Linked DNA regions of Homo sapiens: region 1 is linked to region 2. A link is an interaction called in ENCODE POLR2A ChIA-PET data of the cell type or tissue named here. Cell type or tissue: MCF 10A. All regions are shown on one strand. Each heading gives the region's core, and the rest is flanking DNA. Links, peaks and the distances in the headings are about the cores only.

Region 1 (15,484 bases), core at 657-8,656, 55 kb after region 2:
TTATCCTTAAAAACTCTGCTCCACCGAGATCGCACCACTACACTCCAGCCTGGGCGACAGACCGAGACTCCGTCTCAAAACAAAAACAAAAAACAAAAAAACTCTGCTCCAGCTGGGCCCATTGGCTCGCATCTGTAATCCTAGCACTTTGGAAGGCTGAGGGGGGTGGAGCACCTGAGGTCAGGAGTTTGCAACCAGCCTGGCCAGCATGGTCAAACCCCGTCTCTACTAAAAATACAAAAGTTAGGCGGGCTTGGTGGCGGGCGCCTATAATCCCAGCTACTCGGGAGGCTGGAGCATGAGAATCGCTTGAACCCGGGGATGGAGGTTGCAGTGAGCCAAGATCGCGTCACTTCATTCCAGCCCAGGCGAAAGAGTGAAAATCCATCTCAAAAAAAAAAAATAAAATAAAATAAAAATAAAATCTCCCTGAATGCTCAGGGAGACTGATTTGAGTAATGGTAAGACTCCTGGCTGGGGCGCGGTGGCTCACGTCTGTAATTCCAGCACTTTGGGAGGCCGAGGTGGGTGGATCATGAGGTCAGGAGTTCGAGACCAGCCTGACCAACATGGTGAAAACCCGTGTCTACTGAAAATACAAAAATTAGCTGGGTGTGGTGGCGCACATCTGTAATCTCATCTACTCAGGAGGCTGAGGCAGGAGAATTGCTTGAACCTAGGAGGTAGAGGTTGCAGTGATCCGAGATTGCACCACTGCCCTCCAGTCTGGGCAACAGAGCAAGACTGTCTCAATCTCAAACAAACAAACAAAACACCCTCCCGCACAGCCAACTCTGCGTGAATTACTCTTTGTCTTGCAGTTCTCCTCTCTTGATGAATCAGCTCTGTCTAGGCAGCGGGCAAGGTGAACTCCTTGGGCGGTTACACACCATTCATCCCTCCATCCATTCATTATTTCCTTTAGCTGGTATTTTGTGAGCCTCTGCCCTGTGCCAGGCCTTGTGCTGGCAATGCTGGCGAAACAGCAGGGACCAAACCAGCACCAATCTGTGCCCTCAAGGAATTCCTAGTCCTGCGGGGGACAGACGTATCCCCCAACAGTGGGCAGAGCTGAGATGGGGGAGCCCACTGGGCACCTGACATGGCATGGGGTTCAGGGAGGGCTTCCTGGCAGAGGAGACATCTGAATTGGGACCTGAAGGGTGAGGACAACACCAGGACAAGGCGTAAGGAAAGCACTGGGGCAGAGGGAGGAGCACACACAAAGCCCACATGATTAAGGGAGTGCACTTTTTTTCCCCCTCTGTAAGTTTGGATGCTTAAAGTTTGCTTTCCAGGGCCCGGAATTCTTGGTTGTTCGGTGTTTGGTGGGGTCTTTGTTGGGGCTGCAGCTCTTAGAATGGGAAAGTATTAGATTTCACAGTTACCAAAGTGCTTTCCTGTTAGCCATCTCATTTGACCCCCACAACTGTTTTGTCCCCATGTCCGGAAAGAGGAATGACTTCCTCTGGTTTATAGAAGGGAAAATGGAGGTGTTGAGGGCAGCAGTTAATTGCTCAGGTCATACGCAGAGATTTGTGCCAGAGGCGAAACTTTGGACACTGAATTCCTAGACCCAGTTTGTTTCCTGTCTCTGCCTGTCTTCCAAACACTGTGACATTCTTAGCGTTGTGGTTTAGAAAATGGCTTCTGGAGCTGGGCGCAGTGGCTCATGCCTGTAATCCCAGCACTTTGGAAGGCGGAGGTGGGTGGATCATGAGGTCAGGAGTTCAAGACCAGCCTGGCCAACATGGTGAAACCCTGTCTCTACTCAAAATACAAAATTAGGCAGGTGTGGTGGCGCACACCTGTAGTCCCAGCTACTTGGGAGGCTGAGGCAGGAGAATTGCTTGAACCTGGGAGGCAGAGGTTGCAGTGAGCCAAGATCACACCACTGCACTCCAGCTTGGGCGACAGAGCGAGACTCTGTCTCAATAAATAAATAAATAAATAAATAAATAAATAAATAGGCTTCTGTGCTGGGCGCGGTGCCTCCCACCTATAATCCCAGCACTTTGGGAGGCCGAGGCAGGCAGATCACCTGAGGTCGGGAATTAGAGACCAGCCTCACCAACATGGAGAAACCCCGTCTCTACTAAAAATACAAAATTAGCCAGACGTGGTGGCGCATGCCTGTAATCCCAGCTACTCGGGAGGCTGAGGCAGGAGAATCGCTTGAACCCAGGAGGTGGAGGTTGCAGTGAGCCGAGATCACGCCATTGCACTCCAGCCTGGGCAACAAGAGTGAAACTCTGTCTCAAAAAAAAAAAAAAAAAGGCCGGGTGCAGTGGCTCGCGCCTGTAATCCCAACACTTTGGGAGGCCAAGGTGGGCAGATCACGAAGTCAAATTTCAAGACCTGCCTGACCAACATGGTGAAACCCCTTCTCTACTAAAAATACAAAAATTAGCTGGGCGTGGTGGCACGCGCCTGTAATCCCAGCTACTCGGGAGGCTGAGGCAGAAGAATCACTTGAACATGGGAGGCGGAGGTTGCAGTGAGCCGAGATCGTGCCACTACACTCCAGCCTGGGTGACAGAGCGAGACTCCATATCAAAAAAAAAAAAAGAAAAAAAAAAAGAAAGAAAATGGCTTCTGGAGTCAGACTGACATAGGTTTGAATCCCTACCCAGACTGGTGACTTTGGGTACGTCATTTAGCCCCTCTTAGCTTCAATTTCCGATTCTGTACATTGGGTATTATGTAATGGTCACATTAACTGGGCTTGTACTTTGTGCCACGGCTTGTCTGCAGCACCTTCCAGCCTCTGGCACTGGGTCCTCACCAGTTATGATGAGGTAGATACTATTATTATTATTATTATTATTTTGTGTATATACTATGTATGCATTATGCTGTAAATAATATTTATTGTGTTGTGGTGAGGATTAAGTAAATGGATATAAAATGTTAAGTCAGTGCCTGGCATAGGGTCATGGCTGTCACGTAGATGTTATAGATACAACAGGCAGGAAAAAGCAAAACATCTTGCCCTCAGGTACCTTACATTCTTGTGGAGGAAGCCAGACAATAAATGAAATAAATAGTTGGCTGGGCCCAGTGGCTCATGCCTGTAATCCCAGCACTTTGGGAGGCTGAGGCTGGTGCATCACTTGAGGTCAGGAGTTTGAGACCAGCCTGGGCAACATGGTGAAACCCCATCTCTACTAAAAATACAAAAATTAGCCAGGTGTGGTGGCAGGCACCTGTAATCCCAGTTACTTAGGAGGCTTAGGCAGGAGAATCACTTGAACCCAAGAGGCAGAGGTTGCAGTGAGCCGAGATTGCACCACTGCACTCCAGCCTGGGTGACAGAGTGAGATTCCATCTCAAAAAATAGTTAAAAGATGAAGTATATTAGATAGCAATAATTGCTCTAGGAAAAAAATCAGGGTTGTAGAACAAGGAGTATTTAAAGGAAGGCTATAAGCCTAGATAGGATTGTCAGGGAGAACTCACTGAAAATATGCCAAGGAGGGAGGGAACGAGCAGCATTGCCATCTGGGGGAAGAAACGTTCCAGCCCAGAGGATCCCGCATGCACACAGGACCTGAGGCATGAGCGTGCCTGGCACACAGGACAGAGGAAACTGATGACGGGAAAGGGGGACAGTTTGTATGGGGCCTGTGGGTCACTGCAAATGCCTTGGCTTTACTCTGAGTGGAACAGGACTTACTGGAGGGTTCTGTGCAGCAGAAGGACAATATCAGAGTTCTGTTTTATTTTATTTTATTTTATTTTTTGAGACAGAGTCGCACTCCGACACCCAGGCTGGAGTGCAATGGTGTGATCTTGGCTCACCACAACTTCCGCCTCCCGGGTTCAAGTGATTCTCCTGCCTCAGCCTCCCGAGTAGCTGGGATTACAGGCATGCGCCACCACGCCCGGCTAATTTTGTATTTTAAGTAGAGATGGGGTTTCTCCATGTTGATCAGGCTGGTCTCTAACTCCCAACGTCAGGAGATCTGCCCGCCTTGGCCTCCCAAAGTGCTGGGATTACAGGCATGAGCCACCACGCCTGGCCCGGGAGCAGAGTTTTTAAGGATAACTTGGTGGGTGAGGGGAAGCCAGTGAGCCAGGAGTGCTGATTGGTCAGAGATGAAATCATAGGAATTCAGAGATGTCTTGTGCTCAGTTAGTTCCTGGGTGGCGGTGGGGGAGGGGGAGGGCGGGCACAAGATCAGATGAGCCAATTTTTTGATCTGGGTGGGGCCAGCTGATCCATCAAGTGCAGAGTCTGCAGAATATCTCAAGCACTGATCTTAGGAGCAGTTTAGGGAGGGTCAGAATCTTGTATCCTCCAGCTGCATGACTCCTAAACCATAATTTCTAATCTTGTGGCTAATGTTAGTCCTACAAAGGCAATCTAGTCACCAGGCAAGAAGGAGGTCTGCTTTGGGAAAGGGCTGTTACCATGTTTGTTTAAACTATAAACTAAGTTTCTCCCAAAGTTAGTTCAGCCTTCACTCAGGAATGAACAAGGACAGCTTGGAGGTTGGAAGTAAGATGGAGTCAGTCAAGTTAGATCTCTTTTGCTGTGTCAGTCATAATTTTGCAAAGGCAGTTTCAGGATTACAGGCGTGAGCCACCACGCCTGGCCTCAAAATCTAAAATATTTACTCTCTGCCCCTTTACAGGAAGAGTTTTCTGACCCTGCTCTAGAATAGTATCCCTGCCCTTGTTTTTTGACATTGACATTGGAGCCAGTCCTCTGATTGATAGTGTGTCCCGATGTCTGGAGTCTCCTGATTGCTTCCCCGATTGGATTCATGTTGAACATGTTTGGCGGGAACACCACAGACTCGAGGTGCCTCCTAAGGACATCCCTTCAGGGGACTCCTGAGGTCTATTTGTTCTGTCATTTGTGATGGTGATTTGGATCGCTTGGTTAAGGTGTAACCATGTCAAGAACCTTTCCTTTTCCTCTTAGTAATGAATAACCAGTAGATTTGTTTACAAGGTAGAGCCAGCAGGATTTCCCATGGATTGGGTGTGAGACAGCCGACTGGAGGAGGGGCAGGTTGGACAGAAAGACCTGGAGCTCAGTTAGGGACAGGTCGAGTTGGAGATGCTACCAGATATTGCAATGTACTGGCTTCTTACATTTACACCTTTTAATTACATCATTAGTGTCTTCACACTGCTGATTGCCCTTTGCTGTGGCCCCCAGCCATGGTGATTGGAATTTCCCAGGGTGCACTGGCGGCCCTGCTTTCTCTCAGGTCAGGCGTCCTGAGCTGACCAGCAAATCCAGTATCTGTACCTTTGGCTGAGATACTTTTGACTCAGCAGGCTGCGCCCAGCTGTCTCACAGGAGAGGCTGGAGCAGTAGCTGTGGCTGCCTGAGGAAAGAACAGTACATGCTAGAAGCATAAATCATCGATGATGCACCCTGTTGGGGAGGCAAAGATCTTTTTAAACACAGAATTCCTTTGTTTAAATTATTTTAACCCAAAAGTAAAGGAGGTTGGTGATGTTAGGCAGGTTGAGGCCATGCCTGCAAAGTGCACTTTTGGTGCTCCCAGGGAGGCTGTGAGATATCTCTGGGCAGTAGGAAAATTCCAGCTCATCTGTGTTTATTCCTTTGGCGCGCACTGGTCCTTTTTCTGGTTTATCACACACAGTAGGCAGTAGAGTGACTGGTCCCCCAAAGATGTCCACATCCTTATCCCAAGAACCTGTTGAATATGTTACCATGCACAGCAAAGGTGACTTTGCAAATGTGATCAAATGAAGGATTTGGGGATGGGGAGATGATCCTGAATTATGCAGGTCAGGTCAGTGTGATCACAGGGGTCCTTATAAGGGAAAGAGGGAGGCAAGAGAGGGAATGATTTGAGGGATGCTGCCCCGCTGGCCTTGAAGATGGAGGAAGGGAGGCATGAGCCAAGGAATGCGGGCAGCCTCTGGAAGCTGGAAAAGCCGAGGAGATGGATTCTCCACTGGAGACTTCAGAAAGGAACACAGCCCTGCGGACACCTTGAGATTAGCCTAGTGAAAGCCATTTTGGACTTTTTTTTTTGGGGGGGGGGGGATGGAGTTTCATTCTTGTTGCCCAGATTGCAGTGCAGTGGCACGATCTCAACTCACTGCAATCTCTGCCTCCTGGGTTCAAGCGATTCTCCTGCCTCAGTCCCCTGAGTAGCACCCACCACCACACCTGGCACCCACCACCACACCTGGCTAATTTTTTGTATTTTTAGTAGAGATAGGGTTTCACCATGTTGGCTAGGCTGGTCTTGAACTCCTGACCTCAGGTGATCCACCTGCCTTGGCCTCCCAAAGTGCTGGGATTACAGGCGTGAGCCACTGCGCCCAGTTTTTTGTTTTGTTTTGTTTTGTTTTTTGAGAGGGGGTCTCACATGGTCGCCCAGGCTGGATTACAGTGGCATGATCTCAGCTCCCTGCAACCTCTGCATCCCGGTTTCAAGCGATTCTCCTGCCTTGGCCTCCTGAATAGCTGGGATTACAGGCGCATGCCCTAATTTTTGTATTATCAGTAGAGACGGGGGTTTCACCATGTTGGCCAGCTGGTCTTCAACTCCTGACCTCAGGTGATCCACCCGCCTTGGCCTCCCAGAGTGCTGGGATTACAGGCGTGAGCCACCACAACTGGCCCCCATTTCAGACTTCTGACTTCTGGAACTGTAAAATAATAAATTTAGGGCAGGTGCGGTGGTTCATGCCTGTTATCCCAGCACTTTAGAAGGTCGAGGCAGGAGGATCACTTGAACCCAGGGGTTCAAGACCAGCCTGGGCAACAAAGCGAGACCTTGTCCCTACTAAAAATAAAAAACAATTAGTGGGGCATGGTGATGCATGCCTATAGTTTTAGCCACTCAGGAGGCTGCGGCAGGATTGCTTGAGCCCAGGAGAATGAGGCTGCAGTGAGCTGTGACCGCACCCCTGCACTCCAGCCTGGGTGACAGAGCAAGACCCTGTCTCAAATAATAATAATAATTTGTGCTGTTTTAAGCCACTGCATTTGTGGTAGTTTGTTATAGTGGCCGTGGGAAACAGATACACCATGATCATTCATTCAGGTTGCTGAGGTCATTTTTTCAGAAGTGCTCAGCTCTGTGGCCATTCTTATGAATTTAGGCCATGGACTTGGTTTCAGTTTTCTTTTTCTACATAGCCATCTGATCCAAAGCTTGGTGGCTTACCGTAGTAACTCTTAGCCAGGTGCAGTGGCTCATGCCTGTAATCTCAGCACTTTGGGAGGTTGAGGTGGGTGGATCACTTCAGGCCAGGAGTTCGCGACTAGCCTGGGCAACATGGCAAAACCCTTTCTTTACTAAAAATACAAAAATTTAGCGGGTACCTGTGGTCCCAGCTTCTCAGGAGGCTGAGGCAGGAGAATCGCTTGAACCTGAGAGAGGTGGAGGCTGCAGTGAACCGAGATCGTGCCACAGCACTCCAGCCTGGGCAACAGAGCAAGACCCTGTCTCAAAAAGGCAAACAAACAAAAAACCCAGTCACTCTTAGTTTCTGTTACCTTTGTGGCTTGCCTGGGCTCAGCCGGACAGTTCTTTTGCTGGTTGCTGCTTGGCAGGCTCTCATCCAGGTGCAGGTGGAGGTGGCTGGGCTGGAGTCATCTGGAACTGGCACTGGGACTGGGGAGTTGGTTCCCTCTCAGCGTAGCCTCTGGGCCTCTCTTCTCCACGTGGTCTTTCCTGCAGGGTAGCTGAATATCTCACATGGCTGCTCAGGACTCCCCAACAGCCAGATTTTCATGAGGGAAGAAGCAGAAGCTGCAGGTTATTTAAGGGCAAGGCCTGGAATCTTCCAGCGTCATTTCCACCACACTATTGGTCAAAGCAGCTCCAGGCACAGACCACAGTGGGTGTGGGAAAGAACTGCACAGGGTGTGATACGAAGGGGTCCCTGATGGCACAGTCTGCCACAGAGTAGGCACTCTTGGCTTCGGATCTTGGCACTGCTGCTTATTAGCCATGTGACTTTGAGCAGGCAGCTTGACCTCTATGAGCCTCCATTTCCATATTTATCAAATGGGATACTAATAGAACTTATCTCCCAGGATTCTTGTGAGGATGCAGCAGGATAGTGGATAGGCGAGCCCTGGCCCGGGACATGCCCATCTGGTTGCTACTACAGGCTACAGGGGGTATACATGGAATCCGTTTTTTTTTTCTTTTTTTTTTTTTTTTTTGAGACAGAGTCTTGCTCTGTCGCCCAGGCTGGAGTGCAGTGGCACGATTTTGGCTCATTGCAAGCTCCGCCTCCCGGGTTCACGCCATTCTCCTGCCTCTCAGCCTCCCGAGTAGCTGGGACTACAGGCGCCCGCCACCACGCCCAGCTAATATTTTTTGTATTTTTAGTAGAGACGGGGTTTCACCATGTTAGCCAGGATGGTCTCGATCTCCTGACCTCGTGATCCGCCCGCCTCAGCCTCCCAAAGTGCTGGGATTACAGGCGTGAGCCACTGCGCCCAGCCCCCTTTGTTTTTTTTGAGATGGAGTCTAACTTTGTTGCCCAGGCTTTTGCCTTCCTGAGTAGCTGGGATTACAGGCGCCTGCCACCACGCCCAGCTAATTTTTGTATTTTTAGTAGAGACGGGGTTTCACCATGTTGGTCAGGCTGGTCTCCAACTCCTGACCTCAAGTGATCCGCCCGCTGTGGCCTCCCAAAGTGTTGGGATTACAGGCGTGAGCCACCGCACCCAGCCGGAATCCCTTCTTGTCATTACTGCCCAAGTGCCAAAACCTCTGCTTCTAGATAAAGACTTCGTGCACTCAGATCCTTGCCCTGCTGTTTACGTGGTGTGTGTCCTGCATGAGTCCCTCTGCCTTTCTGTACCGAATAGCACTTAACCTCATAGTTCTGATGTTCCCTCAGCACCATTCAGTAAACAGTGTTTACTGTTTACTGTTTGCAGCGCGGCCTCGAACCAGGCTGCCTGCTTATCTGTCCCCGCTCTGCCACTTTCTGTGTGACCCCAGGGAGAGTTATTTAACCTCTCTGGGCCTCAGTTTTATGCTTGTAATTGGGTTGTTATGTGGATATTAAGATCCATAAAACATAGAACTGTACCTGGCCCTCAAGTACTCTGTACATGTTTATTTACTTATTTATTCATTTTATTTGTTTATTTTTTGAGACAGAGTTTCGCTCTTGTTGCCCAGGCCGGAGTGCAGTGGCGTGATCTCAGCTCACCGCAACCTCCACCTCCTGGGTTCAAGTGATTCTCCTGTCTCAGCCTCCCGAGTAGCTGAGATTACAGGCATGTGCCACCATGCCCAGCTAATTTTTTGTATTTTTAGTGAGACGTGTGAATATAAGATGAGATTTGGGTGGGGACACAGCCACACCGTATCACTTGGCCTGGGGGATGGGGACTATGCTGTGGGGGAATTGGGCAGGCAACAGCCTTGTGTAGAACCAGGTCTCTGGCAAGGTACCTGGTGAACTAGAAAAAAACCTCCGTCTGAAGGCACACAAGCTTTGCCCTAGGTAGAGACTGATACATTCTCCTCTGAGAATTTGTAGCCACTGACTGTCCCTCATGTGGGCTTGGGGCCTCTTTGAAAGGTCCTGGAAGTTGCAGGCTGAGAATGAACCCCTAGGGGTACCTAATTGTATCTAAGCACCTGGCAAGGGCAAACATAAACTCTTCCTGCCTGTGCTCTCTCTGCCCAGGCCTTGGAGAAATCCTTCAGATAGAGTTCCAGCACATACAAGCTCACAGTAAAAAAAAAATATATATAGATAGATATATATCGAGATATATATCTATATATATAGTATGATATATATATCTATATATAGTATGATATATATAGATATATATCGAGATATATATCTATATATATAGTATGATATATAGGTATATATTGAGATATATCATATATATAGTATGATATATATAGATATATATCTCATATAGATATATATGATATATATCGATATATATATTTATATACATATATCATGATATATATGATATATATCAATATATATATTTATATACATATATCATGATATATATCCATATATGATATATATATCATATGATATATATATCTCATATCTCATATATGATATATATCTCATATATCTCGATATATATGATTATTATATGATATATGATATATATCATATATTGATATACATATATCATGATATATATCGATATATATCGATAATCTCATATGTTGATATATATGAGATATATATCGATATATATCTCATATATGTCGATATATATGAGATATATATCGATATATATCTCATATATGTCGATATATATGAGATATATATCGATATATATACTATATATATTTTTATTTTTTATTTATATGAGATATATAATCATATATATCGATATATATGAGAGATATATATATATCTCATATATATATCAGACCAACCTGACCAACATGGAGAAACCCCGTCTCTACTAAAAATACAAAATATATATATATATCAATATATATTGATATATATATATACACCACATGAAAAAAGCAGCCACCATGAGCGAGAGCCAGCAGAAAAACATGGCAGGTCACAGCCTGCAAACGTGGAATTATCAGATGTGGATATAAAATACCTAAGCTTATCTGTTAAGAGGATAAAAGAGAAGGATATTAAAACACAAGTAAAATGAAAAATTGCCAGGAAGCTGGAAAAAGAATTAAACAAAACTTCTAGAAAGGACAGCTACAACAGTTGGTGTTCAGCTCTCAATAGAAGGGCTAACTAACCACCAGGTTAAACACAACTGCCAAGAGGATTGGGGAGCTGAAAGGTGCACAATATGGAGGAAAACTAGTGAGCTTTCTGGGGCACTTCCAGTAGATGCCCAGGAGTGCTACCTGCAGGTCCTGATTTGGTGGACGTAGGGAAGGGGTGGACGTGTTTATTTTTAGCAGTCTCTAGAGTACATTCTCACACGCACCAGTGTTTGAAAATCACTTTGCTGGAGTTTATTTATAATCACCAGAGCGTCACATCAGTTATATTATATGGCAGCCAGGCTGCTGCTGGTGACCTCCAAACATTTATTATTATGTTCTCCTATCAAGGAAACACTTCTGAGGTTCCTTCCCTAGCATATATGTATGCACGTGTGTACACATATGTAAAATTATTTAGCAGTCAGCCAGGCACGGTGGCTCATGCCTGTAATCCCAGCACTTTGCGAGTCCAAGGCGGGTGGATCCCCTGAGGCGGGGAGTTCAAGACCAACCTGAACAACATGGAGAAACCCCGTCTCTACTAAAAAAATACAAAAAATTAGCTGGGCATGGTGGCGCATGCCTGTAATCTCAGCTACTTGGGAGACTGAGGCAAGAGTATCGCTTGAACCCGGGAGGTGGAGGTTGCGGTGTGCCAAGATCGCACCATTGCACTCCAGCCTGGGCGACAGAGCAAGACCCTGTCTCAAAAAAATAAAATAAAATAAGTAAATAAATAAATAAATGAAAGTATTTAGCAGTCATGTATAGCGCTAACATATAATAGTATGGTTATATTATATGCATTTAAAAACATACACAAAAATTAGAGGGATGAAACGAACATAAAAATTTTTAAAATAAACTTATTTATTCATGCCCCCCCCCCCCAAATAGTTTTGCTGTCACCGAAAACATTTTCCTATGCAGACATTATTAAGTAAATTTGGAAACTCTTGGTGAAACCCTCTGTGAGAGTCTGGCTTTGAATTTTTTTTTTTTTTTTTGAGACAGAGTCTCACTCTGTCGCCCAGGCTGGAGAGTAGTGGCACAATCTCGGCTCGCTACAACCTCCACCTCCCAGGTTCAAGTGATTATCCTGCCTCAGCCTCCCGAGCAGCTGGGATTACAGGCTTCTGCCACCACACCCGGCTAATTTTGTTTTGTTTTTGTTTTTTTCCCCAAGATGGAGTCTCACTCTGTCGCCCAGGCTGTAGTGCAGTGGTTCAATCTCAGCTCGCTGCAGCCTCCACCTCCCAGGTTCAAGCAATTCTCCTGCCTCAGCCTCCCAAGTAGCTGGGATTACAGGGGTGTGCCATTATGCCCAGCTAATTTTTTTTTGTATTATTATTGGAGATAGGGTTTCACCATATTGGCCAGGCTGGTCTCGAACTCCTGACCTCAGGTGATCTGCCCACCTCAGTCTCCCAAAGTGCTGGGATTACAGGCATGAGCCACCGCTCCCAGCCAGCTTTGACATTCTTTGTATGTGGCTGTCACAGCTGGCAAAGACCTAACTAAGGCACATAGTCTCAGATGGAAGAAGTGTGTCATTGGCTGCGTTTAATCTCGCTGCTCCTTTTTTAGTCCCACCCTTCATTATGCAGAGGCATTTGCTGGAATTTGCTCATGTACTCATGGCTAAATCTTCTGGCCGATTTCTGAACAGGGATCTTTTTCAGAAGCCCCTGTGTAGAGGGCTGGCTGATTTGCAACCTGAGTGCATCCCAGGGAATCTACTTGCGCTGGCTGCAAGCAATATGCCAAGTGGACAGGAGAGGGCGCCCGTGTCAGCCTGGGGATGGCGCCTGCCTGAGAAAGCACCAGAGGCCATCTCGGTCATTGACCCCGGTGTATCTCTGTATTAGTTTGTGCTCATCTGTAATTAATTGAAAACCCAGCCAGTAAATGTCAATCAAACCTTAAATCAAAAGGGTGTTTTTTGCTGGCTTTTCAGTAAGCCCTGAGGAAGGCCTGTTCTTGGTTGGTTTGGTGGCTCAGTGGTGTCATTGGGAACCTGAGGACTCCATCTCTGCTGTGTTGGTGCTCAGGCAGTCCTCATGGCCTCAGTAGGGCTGCTGCGGCTCCAGGCATTGTGCCTTTATGTTTCATAAGGGAGGAAGTCTATGCGTGTGTGTATGGAGGGGCGGGTGGTCAGGTAAGTGAGGGTAACGCTTCAAGGAGGAAAATCCTTTTCCAGAAGCCCCCAGGAAACTCCCCTCACTGCCAGCTTACCACAACCGGGTCACCTCCCACCCCTTGGTGTATGGGAGGTTGCAGTGGTGAGTATCGGCTTCTAAACTCTAATGGAGGTGGGGAGGATGGAATTACTAAGACAGTAGAGAATAATATAAAGTAGCACTGGTAATCAGACGCACTGAAGTTGTTCTGAAATCTTTTTTGTTTATTTTGAGACAGAGTCTTGCTCTGTCGCCCAGGCTGGAGTGCAGTGGCGCGATCTCGGCTCACTACAACCTCTGCCTCCTGGGTTCAAGTGATTCTTCTGCTTCAGCCTCCTGAATAGCTGTGACTACAGGTGCCCGCCACCACGCCCAGCTAATTTTTGTATTTTTAGTAGAGACGGTGTTTCACTATGTTGGCCAGGGAGGTCTTGAACTCCTGACCTCAAGTAATCTGTCTGCCTTGGCCTTCCAAAGTGCTGGGATTACAGGCGTGAGCCACAGCGCTCGGCCCTAGCCTCTCTGTTAATTGCGTCCTCTGAGCCTTAGAAACCCCTGAGTATCCTCTATACCAAGTTGAGTTGGTCTCTCCAGGCCTGGGAGGAGAGTAGAGGTGGGGATCATTTTCTGGGGTGTGGCTATGCTTCAGTCCATTAGGAGGCTGAGTAATTCATTCACTCAACAAATCTTTATTTAGTGCCTGCTGTGTGCCAGGAACTGTTCTAAGAGGCATGACTCAGTAGTCAACAGAACAAAGATCCTTGCTCTCATGGGGCACATTTGAGGGTATTAGTTACCTGCCTAGTGACCCCAGGGCACAGAGGGGTGCCTCATCCCGGATTTCCTGCCAAATTCCCAGGCTGAATCCAGTGGTCCACCCTGCGTCACATCCCCATCCCAGCACCGTCTCTGTGGCCCAGGGAAAGCAGTGCCCTAATTGGCCAGGCTCAGGAGTGGGGTTACCTCCTCCTGAATCCCTTGAACCAAAAGTTGGGGAGATAGGATCCCCCAGGATGCTGGGCAGATGGAACCAGTCATGCCCCTCTGGTAACTGGAGCATTGTGTGTTACTGCAGTCTCGGGTTGCTGTAATGGAAAGATCAAGCCAGGTCTGTGGGAGGAAGCACTGCCTATTGCGGCCTGCACAATTCTGTTAATACTTGGAGCACTGTTAGGGCAAGCTTAAAACTGGCTGGATTGGGCGGGGGCACAGTGGCTCACACCTGTAATCCTAGCAATTTGGGAGGCCGAGGTGGGCGGATCACCTGAGGTCAGGAGTTCGAGACCAGCCTGGCCAACATGGTGAAACCCCATCTCTACTAAAAATACAAAAATTAGCCAGATGTGGTGGGGCATGCCTGTAATCCCAGCTACTCGGGAGGCTGAGGCAGGAGGGTGGCTTGAAACCAGGAGGCAGAGGTTGCAGTGAGCCGAGATTGTGTCACTGCTCTCCAGCCTAGGTGGCAGAGCAAGACTCTGTCTCAAAAAATAAATAAATAACAAAATAAATAAATAAATTGACTGGATTGCCAGGTGGGGTGGCCAACACCCGTAATACCAGCATTTTGGGAGGCTAAAACTGGAGAATCACTTGACCTTTGGAGGCTCAGGTTGTAGTGAGCTGAGATCGTACCAGTGCACTCCAGCTTGTGTGATAGAGTGAGACTGTGTCTCAAAATAACAGTAATAATCATTGTCATCATCATCATCATCTGACTGGATCACATCTGGGGAAGTGCAACCAGGGCAGAGACTGGCTTGAAGCTACGTTTACCCTGAATAATAATTTATTGACTGATAATAACAGCTTTTATTTAATATGCTTTCCATTATCTCAGCAAATGATCTTAACCACCTTATTTAGGGAGTTTATGACCATCCTGGTTTTATGAGTGAGGAAATCTCTCAAAGCGAGAGAAACAGGTTCCCTGAGGCAGTACAGGATAAGAAGTCATATCCCACTGGCTCCCAAACTCCTCCTCTTATGTTTAATTATTGGCACTTGATTTTTTTGGTATATTCTTTGTTGAGATATAGTATCTGTACAATGCAAGGTACAGATCTAAAGGCTACAGTTCAATGAGTATTGGTACATGCATATACCCATGTAACTAGTACCCAAGATATAAAACATCGTCATTACTCTAGAAAGGTCCCTCCTCCCCTGCTCTGTCTCCTTATCTGACTTCTCTCCTTGTTGATTAGTTCTGCTTGTTGTTCAACTTGATATAAATGGAATCATACACTATGAAATTTATGTTTAGCTTTTGTTCATTTGATACTTCTGAGATACTTCTTGCTGAATGTATCAATAGTTCATTTCTTCTTCTTCTTTTTTTTTTTTTTTTTTTGACACAGGGTCTCCCCCTGTCACCCAGGCTGGAGGGCAGTGGCACAAACACGGCTCACTGCAGCCTCAACCTCCTGGGATCAAGCGATCCTCCTGCCTCAGCCTCCTGAGTAGCTGGGACCACAGGCACATGCCACCATGCCCGGCTAATTTATTTTATTTTTTGTAGAGATGGATCTCACTAAGTTGCCGATAGTGGTCTTGAACTCATGGGCCCAGGTGATCCTCACCGCTTGGCCTCCCAAAGTGCTGGGG
Region 2 (8,950 bases), core at 951-8,950:
AGGAAATAAAATAGCAGGCCGGGCGCGGTGGCTCATGCCTGTAATCTGAGCACTTTGGGAGGCCGAGGTGGGCAGATCACCTGAGGTCAGGAGTTTGAGACCAGCCTGACCAATATGATGAAATCCTGTCTCTACTAAAAATACAAAAATTAGCCGAGTGTGGTGGCATGTGCCTGTAAACCTAGCTACTCGGGAGACTGAGACAGGAGAATCGCTTGAACCCAGGAGGCAGAGGCTGCAGTGAGCCGAGATTGCCCCACTGCTTTCCGGCCTGGGCCACAAGAGTGAAACTCCGTCTCAAAAAAAAAAAAAAAAAAAAAAAAAAGAAAAGAAAAAGAAAAAAAAAATAGCCAGCCATGGTGGCATGCTCCTGTGGTTCCCAGCTACTCTGGAGGCTGAGGTGGGAGCATCACTTGAGCCTGGGAGGTCGAGGTTGCAGTGAGCCATGATTGTGCTATTGCACTCCAGCCTGGGCGACAGAGCGAGACTCCTTTCTCAAAAAAAAAAAAAAAAAAAAAAAAATCCAAAATAATAACTCAAGCACTTACTATCTGACAGACACTGTTGTAAGTTATTCCAGGTATGAATTTATTTTTTTACAACTAGTGGCCTCCAAGAGCTCTGAGGCCTACAGTTTGGAAATTATTATACCTCCTTTCCAGATAAGGAAACTGAGGTTATAGGTAGGAGACAACAATCCTGATTCTGGGACCCAAACTTTTTCCTAAAATCCTATTGAGCTTGGAGTCCACACCCCAGGAACCCGGTCCTTGTCTGCTTCTCTCTGGGCCTTGGTTTCCTCTTTGGAGGAGCCAGGGTGGTTGGTGAAATGGCCTGGCCTTCTGGGTGCCCAGAGCCTTCTCGAGGCAGCTGGAAATATCCCCTGGAATCTGTCCCAAATGTCCTGCCAGTAGGGCTTGATAAGCATCTGATGAGAGGTGGCTGAGACTGCAAAAGTGAGGACCTCAGATTGCTCCCCTTTGCAGTGACTGCAGGTCAGAGCAGTTTCATGGGGTCAGGATATATGTATATTGACAATCATTCAGATATTTTCTTGTTTTTGAGACACCCAGGCTAGAGTGCAGTGGCACGATCTTGGCTCACTGCAACCTCCACCTCCTGGGTTCAAGCCATTCTTCTGCCTCGGCCACTACAGTAGCTGGGTGGCATGGGCCACCATGCCTGGCTAATTTTTTTGTGTGTTTTTTAGTAGAGACAGGGTTTCGCCATGTTGGCCAGGCTGGTCTTGGACTCCTGACCTCAAGTGATCCACCTGCCTCGGCCTCCCAAAGTGCTGAGATTACAGGCGTGAGCCACCGTGCTTGGCCCATTCAAGATATTTTCTGAACATCTGAGACATAGGGCTGGGGACCCAGTGCTGACCATGACAGCATCTGCCTGCCCTCCTGGGGCATACAGTCTAGCATGGGAACAGACTCATTGAGAGTGACAACCCAGAGTGTGCAAGACTGGGATGGGGAATCCACAGGGACAGGGCTGACCCAGCCTGGAGTCATGGAGGGCTTCCTGGAGGAGGAGATACAGAAATGAAAAAAACAAAACAAACAAACAAAAAAAACAGCCCAATCTCAGCCACCATGGAACTCACAGTCTTATTGGGGAATATGAGCAGTTAACAAATAAACCAGATAACTATCAGCTTGGGCAACAAAGCGAGATCCCATCTCTACAGAAAATTTCTTTTTAATTAGCCAGGCAGGCTGGGTGCATTGGCTCATGCCTGTAATCCCAGCACTTTAGGAGGCCAAGACAAGTGGACTGCTTTAGCCCAGGAATTTGAGACCAGCCTGGGCAGCATGGCGAGACTGCATCTTTACCAAAAATATACAAAAAATTTGCTGGGCATGGTGGTGCATGCCTGTAGTCTCAGCTATTTGGGAAGCGGAGGCAGGAGGATCACTTAAGCCCAGGAGATTGAGGCTGCCTCTTCTGTCATTTATAAGGACACTTGTGATCGGATTTAGGGGCTACTCTGATAATCCAGGATGATCTCATCTTGAGATCTATAATTATATCTGCAAAGACCCATTTTCCTTGTAAGGTCACATTTGCAAGTTGTGGGGATTAAGAAACAGACATAGCCCGGGCGCGGTGGCTCATGCCTATAATCCCAGCACTTTGGGAGGCCGAGGTGGGCAGATCACCTGAGGTTGGGAGTTCAAGACCAGCGTGACCAACATGGAGAAACCCTTTCTCTACTAAAAATACAAAATTAGCCAGGCATGGTGGCGCATGCCTATAATCCCAGCTACTCAGGAGGCTGAGGCAGAAGAATCCCTTGAACCCGGGAGGTGGAGGTTGCCGTGAGCTGAGATCACACCATTGCACTCCAGCCTGGGCAACAAGAGCGAAACTCCATCTCAAAAAAAAAAAAAAAAAAAAAAAAAAGGAAACAGACATTCATTTTTTTTTGGAGTGGGAGGGGACCATCAGCCCACTACAGGGGTGAGAGTGGAAACAGAAAAACCTCATTCCAATGACCTTGTTGAGTCTGGTCCTCAGCCAGTGTGTGTGATGCAAAATACATTCCTCGGCTGGGCGCCAGCGGCTCAAACCTCTAATCCCAGCACTTTGGGAGACCAAGGTGGGTGGATCACCTGAGGTCAGGAGTTGGAGACCACCCTGACCAATATGGTGAAACCCCATCTCTACTAAAAATACAAAAATTAGCCTGGCATGATGGCATCTGCCTGTAGTCCCAGCTACTTGGGAGGCTGAGACAGGAAAATGGCTTGAACCCAGGAGGCGGAGGTTGCAGTGAGCTGGGATCATGCCACTGCACTCCAGCCTGGGTGACAGACTCTGTCTTAAAAAAACAAAACAGGCCGCGCGTGGTGGCTCACGCCTGTAATCCCAGCACTTTGGGAGGCTGAGGCGGGCGGATCATGAGGTCAGGAGATTGAGACCATCCTGGCCAACATGGTGAAATCCCATCTCTATTAAAAATACAAAAATTAGCTGGGTGTGGTGGCGTGTGTCTGTAATCCCAGATACTCAGGAGGCTGAGGCAGGGGAATCGTTTGAACCAGGGAGTCGGAGGTTGCAGTGAGCTGAGATTGCACCACTGCACTGCTGCCTGGAGACAGAGCGAGACTGCGTCTCAAAAAAAAGAAAAAATAAATAGGCTGGGTGCCGTGGCTCCCAGCACTTTGGGAGGGCGAGGCGGGTGGATCACAAGGTCAGGAGATCGAGACCATCCTGGCTAACATGGTGATACCCCGTCTCTACTAAAAATACAAAAAATAAGCCGGGCATGGTGGCGGGCGCCTGTAGTCCCAGCTACTCAGGAGGCTGAGGCAGGAGAATGGCATGAACCCAGGAGGCGGAGCTTGCAGTGAGCTGAGATCACGCCACTGCACTCCAGCCTGGGCGACAGAGTGAGACTCCATCTCAAAAAAATAAATAAATAAAAAAATTAAAAATAAATAAATAAATAAAAACAAAACAAACAAACAACAACAACAAAACACATTCCTTAACCAGCCCCTGGGTGGCTCCAGCTATGGCTACCGTGGCCGAGACTGCCGGGCCAACCTTTATTTGCTGCCCACCGGGGAGATAGTGTACTTTGTGGCCTCCGTAGCCGTGCTATACAGCGTGGAGGAGCAGAGGCAGCGACACTACCTGGGACACAACGATGACATCAAATGGTGAGATGTGGGACAGAGGGGACGGGAGGGAGCTGTGGCTGGAGATGGAGCTCCAGCCCCTGCCCCTCTATGCCTCTTTTCACATTGCTACCCTGTGGGGTTTGGGGCAAGGCTAAGCCTTTGCTCCCTCTCCAAAGCCACCAGCTGCCCTCAGGCTGAATTTAGTGGGAAAATGTGGATTGAGTATCAATATTTCAATATTTCAGGTGTTTTAGTTGGGTGTGGTGGTAAGCCCTTATGGTCCCAGCTACTCAGGAGGTTGAGGCGAGAGGATCACTTGAACCCAGGAGGTCGAGGCTGCAGTGACTGAGCCACCACACTCCAGCCTGGGTGAAAGAGCAAGCTCTGTCTCAAAAAAAATTCAGACAGTGAATTCACGCAATGCCTGGATCTTTTTCTTCTTTTGAAAATCTGGGCAGCGAGGTGGCTCACGCCTGTGAAAGCAGCACTTTGGGAGGCCAAGGCGGAAGGATCGCTGAAGTCCAGGAGTTGGAGGCTGCAGTCAGCTATGATCCTGCCACTGCACTCTAGCCTGGGGGACAGAGCGAGACTCCATCTCCTTTTTTTTTCTTTTTTCTTTTTTTGAGAACTAGTCTCACTCTGTCGCCTAGGCTGGAGTCCAGTGGCACGATCTCGACTCACTGCAACCTCCGCTCCTGGGTTCAAGCGATTCTCCTGCCTCAGTCTCCCGAGTAGCTGGAACTACAGGTGCCCGCCACCACGCCCAGCTAATTTTTGTACTTTTACTAGAGACAGGGTTTCCCCATGTTGGCCAGGCAGGTGTCAAACTCCTGACCTCTGGTGATCCGCCCGCCTCGGCCTCCCAAAGTGCTGGGAGACTCCGCCTCTTAAAAAAAAAAAAAACTGAATAGGCACTCCAGACAATTCCTGGTGGCTGGAGCAGGGTGGTGTCAGCCCCCTTAAATAAGTGTGCTCTCCTGGCCACTATGTGAGGTACAGACCTGCGTCCTGCTGGCATTTGAGTTAGAGGCCCCAGGCCTAAGTCTTGCTTCTGATCCAGCGCCAGCGCACCCGGAGGGCATCCGCTCACTGCTATTAATGCACTAAATACACGTTTATTGACTAAACTCAACCAGCCAATTTGTGGAATGAATGTCCTGGGTCTCTGTGAGCCTCTTCTCTCCCACTGAGCCCTGGTCTCTCTGTCCCTTCTTTCCGCAGCTTGGCCATCCACCCAGATATGGTCACCATCGCCACGGGACAGGTGGCGGGAACCACTAAGGAAGGGAAGGTAATGGAAGGGAGGGGAAAGCAGAAAAGAGTGCAGGACGCAGTTGTGGGGGACAAGCAGCTGGCACCCCCAAGGTAACAAGCCTCTCTTCCCTGCAGCCGCTGCCGCCCCACGTGCGCATCTGGGACTCAGTTTCCCTCTCCACCTTACACGTGCTGGGCTTGGGGGTGTTTGACAGAGCCGTGTGCTGTGTGGGCTTCTCCAAATCTGTAAGTCCTTCGCCCACCCTAACCCCGCCCCTTCGCCCCGAAAAGGAGGGCAAGTGCCCGCACCTTTTCACCCGCCCCTTGGGTTGAGGGCCGGGAATCCTGCTGGAGGCGTGGCCCGCCTCTGTGACGTCACAATGAGGGCGTGTCCTCACCCCAAGGGGCGGGTGAGTCACCGTGCCCGCCCAGCCCTCTCAGGCATTTTAAACCCAGTGCCTAGGGCCCAGCTGGTCCTTGCCCATTTGCAGGCGGGTTTTGGCATGTCCAGGCAGAGATAAGTACAGAAAGCGAGAGTATGCCTTTAGGAATTTGGAGAGCAGTTTGACAACACCACAACATCCAAGTGTGTGATTGTGGGCTTTTTTTTAAAAAAAAATCCTATTTTGGCTGGGCATGGTGGCTTGTGCCTGTAATCCCAGCACTCTGGGGGGCTGAGGTGGGAGGATCATTTGAAGTCAGGAGTTTGAGACCAGCCTAGCCAACGTAGTGAAGCCCGTCTCTACCAAAAACAGTACAAAAATTAGTCTGAGGTGGTGGCGTCCCAGCTACTCGGGAGGCTGAGGCAGGAGAATCGCTTGAACCCGGGAGGGGGAGTTTGCAGTGAGTCGAGATCGCGCCACAGCACTCCAGCCTGGGCGACAGAGCGAGACTCGTACTCAAAAAAAAAAAAAGGCCAGGTGCAGTGGCTCACGCCTGTAATCCTAGCACTTTAGGAGGCCGAGGCGGGCGGATCACAAGGTCAGGAGTTTGAGACCAGCCTGGCCAACATGGTGAAACCCCGTCTCTACTGAAAATACAAAAATTAGCTGGGCATGGCGGAGGGTGCCTGTAATCCCAGCTACTTGGGAGGCTGAGGCAAGAGAGTTGCTTGAACCTGGGAGGCGGAGTTTGCAGTGAGCCGCCGAGATCGCGCCATTGCACTGCAGCCTGGGCGACAGGGCGAGACTCCAACTAAAAAAAAAAAAAAAAAAAAAAAAAATTCTAATTAGCTGGGTGTACTAGTGTGGGCCTGGGCCTGTACTCCCAGATACTTGGGAGGTTGAGGTGGGAGGATTGAATGAGCCTAGGAGATCGAGGCTGCAGTGAACTGTGATCATGCCACTACACTCCAACTTGGGCGATATGGCAGGACGCTGACTTTAAAAAATAAATAAAAATTGGTCAGATGCGGTTCATGCCTGTAATCCCAGCACTTTGGGAGGCCAAGATGGGTGGATCATTTGAGGTCAGGAGTTCGAGACCAGCCTGGCCAACATGGTGAAACCCCATCTCTACTAAAAATATACAAAAATTAGCTGGGTGTGGTAATCCCAGCTACTCAGGAAGCAGAGGCAGGAGAGTCACTTGAACCTGGGAGGCGGAGGTAGCAGTGAGCTCAGATCCCACCACTGCACTCCACACTAGGGGACCGAGTGAGACTCTGTCTCAAAAATATATAGATAGATAGATAGATAAAAATCATATTTTACATTTTTATCATATTTGATTAAAATATTAGTCTTCAATGGATTAGGGAGTAAAAAACAGCCAGTCTCCTGCACAGATAGCTTAAGAGGCACTGGATTGGACCCTCACCGGTTTTCTGAGGCCTAAAGAAACATTTAAGAGCTTGGGGTAGGGGTAAGCCATATTGTTACCAAAGGTGTGGAGAAGAAAATAAAACCTTGCCAAATCAAAATTAACCTGTATTTAATGAAAGGTATAAAAGCCCAACATTGGCCAGGCGAGGTGGCTCATGACTGTAATCCCAGCACTTTGGAAGGTGGAAGCTGGTGTATCACCAGAGGTTAGGAGTTCAAGACCAGCTTGGCCAACATAGTGAAACCCTGTCTCTACTAAAAATACAAAAATTAGGAGGGCAGTGGTGGCATGTGCCAGCTACTTGAGAGGCAGAGACAGGAGAATCGCTTGAACCTGGGAGGTGGAGGTTGCAGTGAGCCAAGATCATGCAACTGCATTCCAGCTTGGGCAATAGAATGAGACTCAGTCTCAAAAAATAAAATAAAATAAAAAACAAACAAAAACCCAACATAATACCAACTTTGTTAACTGCTGAATTTCACCTACATCAGTCATTCTCTATATATGTAAATGCAAATGAGATGATGTCAGCAAGAATTCCTGGCTAGGGGTGCTGGCTGCAGAGAAACAATAGCTGAGGGCAAATGAAATGAGTTTATTAGGGATGAGTCATTTCAAGGCATAGTATGAAACCATTTCAGATGTCTTCACAGCTTCTAATGGAGGGTGTATTTTAATGTGTTTCCTGCAAAATGGCCAGGGCCTTTGAAGGTCTTTTTTTTTTTTTTTTTGAGACAGAGTCTCTCACTGTCACCCAGGCTGGAGTGCAATGGCGCAATCTTGGCTCACTGCATCCTCTGCCTCCCAGTTCAAGCGATTCTCCTGCCTCAGCCTCCCGAGTAGCTGGGATTACAGGCACCTGCCACCACGCCTGGCTAATTTTTTGTATTTTTAGTAGAGACAGGGTTTCACTATGTTGGCAAGGCTGGCCTCGAACTCCTGACCTCGTGATCCACCTGCCTCGGCCTCCCAAAGTGCTGGGATTACAGGTGTGAGCCACCACGCCTGGCTTTTTATTTTTTTTTAATATTTAAATTTGTTTTGTTTAAGAGACAGGGTCTCCCTATATTGCCTATGCTGGCCTCAAACTCCTGGACTCAAGCGATCCTCCCACCTACTGTGCCCAGCCTGAAGGTTTTAAAACAGGCCTGTGTGGTGAATGCCTTGGTGGGCATGGGGGGAGGATGGGCCCTGACTCCCCTTGCCTCTGTCCCCCTCCTCTCTCCTCCTCTTTAGAATGGAGGCAACCTGCTGTGTGCAGTGGATGAATCCAATGATCACATGCTCTCGGTGTGGGACTGGGCCAAGGAGACCAAGGTGGTGGATGTCAAGGTGAGGTGACTTTTCTCATCCCCTCCTGCTGGGTGCCACTGTGGGACTTTCCCAATCTCAGTGGTTAGGAGTCTGCAATCAGATAGACCCGTGTTTAAGCCCTGGCTTTACTCCTTGCTGGCTGTGTGACTTGAGCAAGCCGCTTGCCACCTCAGAGCCTTGGTGGTCTCATCTGTAATATGGGGATAATAGGCTGGGCAAGGTGGCTCACACCTGTAACCCTAGCACCTTGGGAGGCCGACATGAGAGGATTGCTTGAGCTCAGAAGTTTGAGATCAGCTTGGGCAACATAAGGAGACCTATCTCTACTTAAAAAAAAAAAAAAAAGGCCGGGCACGGTGGCTCACGCCTGTAATCCCAGCACTTTGGGAGGCCGAGGCAGGCAGATCACCTGAGGTCAGGAGTTCGAGACCAGCCTGACCAACATGGAGAAACCCTGTCTCTACTAAAAATACAAAATTAGCTGGGCATGGTAGCACATGCCTGTAATCCCAGCTACTCGGGAGGCTGAGGCAGGAGAATCTCTTGAACCCGGAGGCGGAGGTTGCGGTGAGCCAAGATCACACCATTGCACTCCAGCCTGGGCAACAAGAGCTAAACTCCGTCTCAAAAACAAAAAACAAAACAAACAGAAAATCTGGCACTTAAAAAAAAAAATTAACTGGGTGTGGTGTGCACCCATAGTCCCAGCTACTTCGGAGGCTAAGGTAGGAGGATCGCTTGAACCTGGTAGGTTGAGGCTGCAGTGAGCCATGATTGCACCATTACACTCCAGCCTGGGCAACAGAGTGAGACCCTGCCTCAAAAAAATAAATAGATAAAATAAAATGGGGATAATGGTAGCATCTTCCTCGTAGGGCCTTGGTGAGGATATGGAGATATGGGGTACGGTGGACCAGGCCCAACAG

The links. ChIA-PET counts read pairs that join two places held together with the same protein. Peaks named below come from ENCODE experiments on the same cell type or tissue, not always from the same donor. Only the 100,000 strongest peaks of a DNase experiment are listed, where the experiment ranks them.
Region 1: POLR2A ChIA-PET joins it to region 2 with 10 read pairs; 26 of 35 experiments call an interaction of 5 or more read pairs at or near these places.

What each region holds. Positions count from the first base shown.
Region 1 is chr19:45,567,086-45,582,569 of GRCh38, reverse strand. All of the region lies in intron 1 of OPA3 (outer mitochondrial membrane lipid metabolism regulator OPA3), which reads left to right. Among named protein-coding and RNA genes, the nearest start is that of OPA3, 10 kb to the left of the region's middle. RefSeq lists enhancers at 1-595, 1,095-1,595, 5,046-5,195, 4,673-5,308. In MCF 10A, for the core only: no CTCF peak of the experiment used is centred there; a DNase peak (open chromatin) is centred at 5,319.
Region 2 is chr19:45,629,043-45,637,992 of GRCh38, reverse strand. It overlaps EML2 (EMAP like 2), which reads left to right. Exons shown (of 19, transcript NM_012155.4): 4 at 3,522-3,671; 5 at 4,854-4,923; 6 at 5,022-5,132; 7 at 7,947-8,042. Among named protein-coding and RNA genes, the nearest start is that of MIR330, 5.6 kb to the left of the region's middle. RefSeq lists a silencer at 7,377-7,456. In MCF 10A, for the core only: no CTCF peak of the experiment used is centred there; DNase peaks (open chromatin) are centred at 5,342 and 7,302.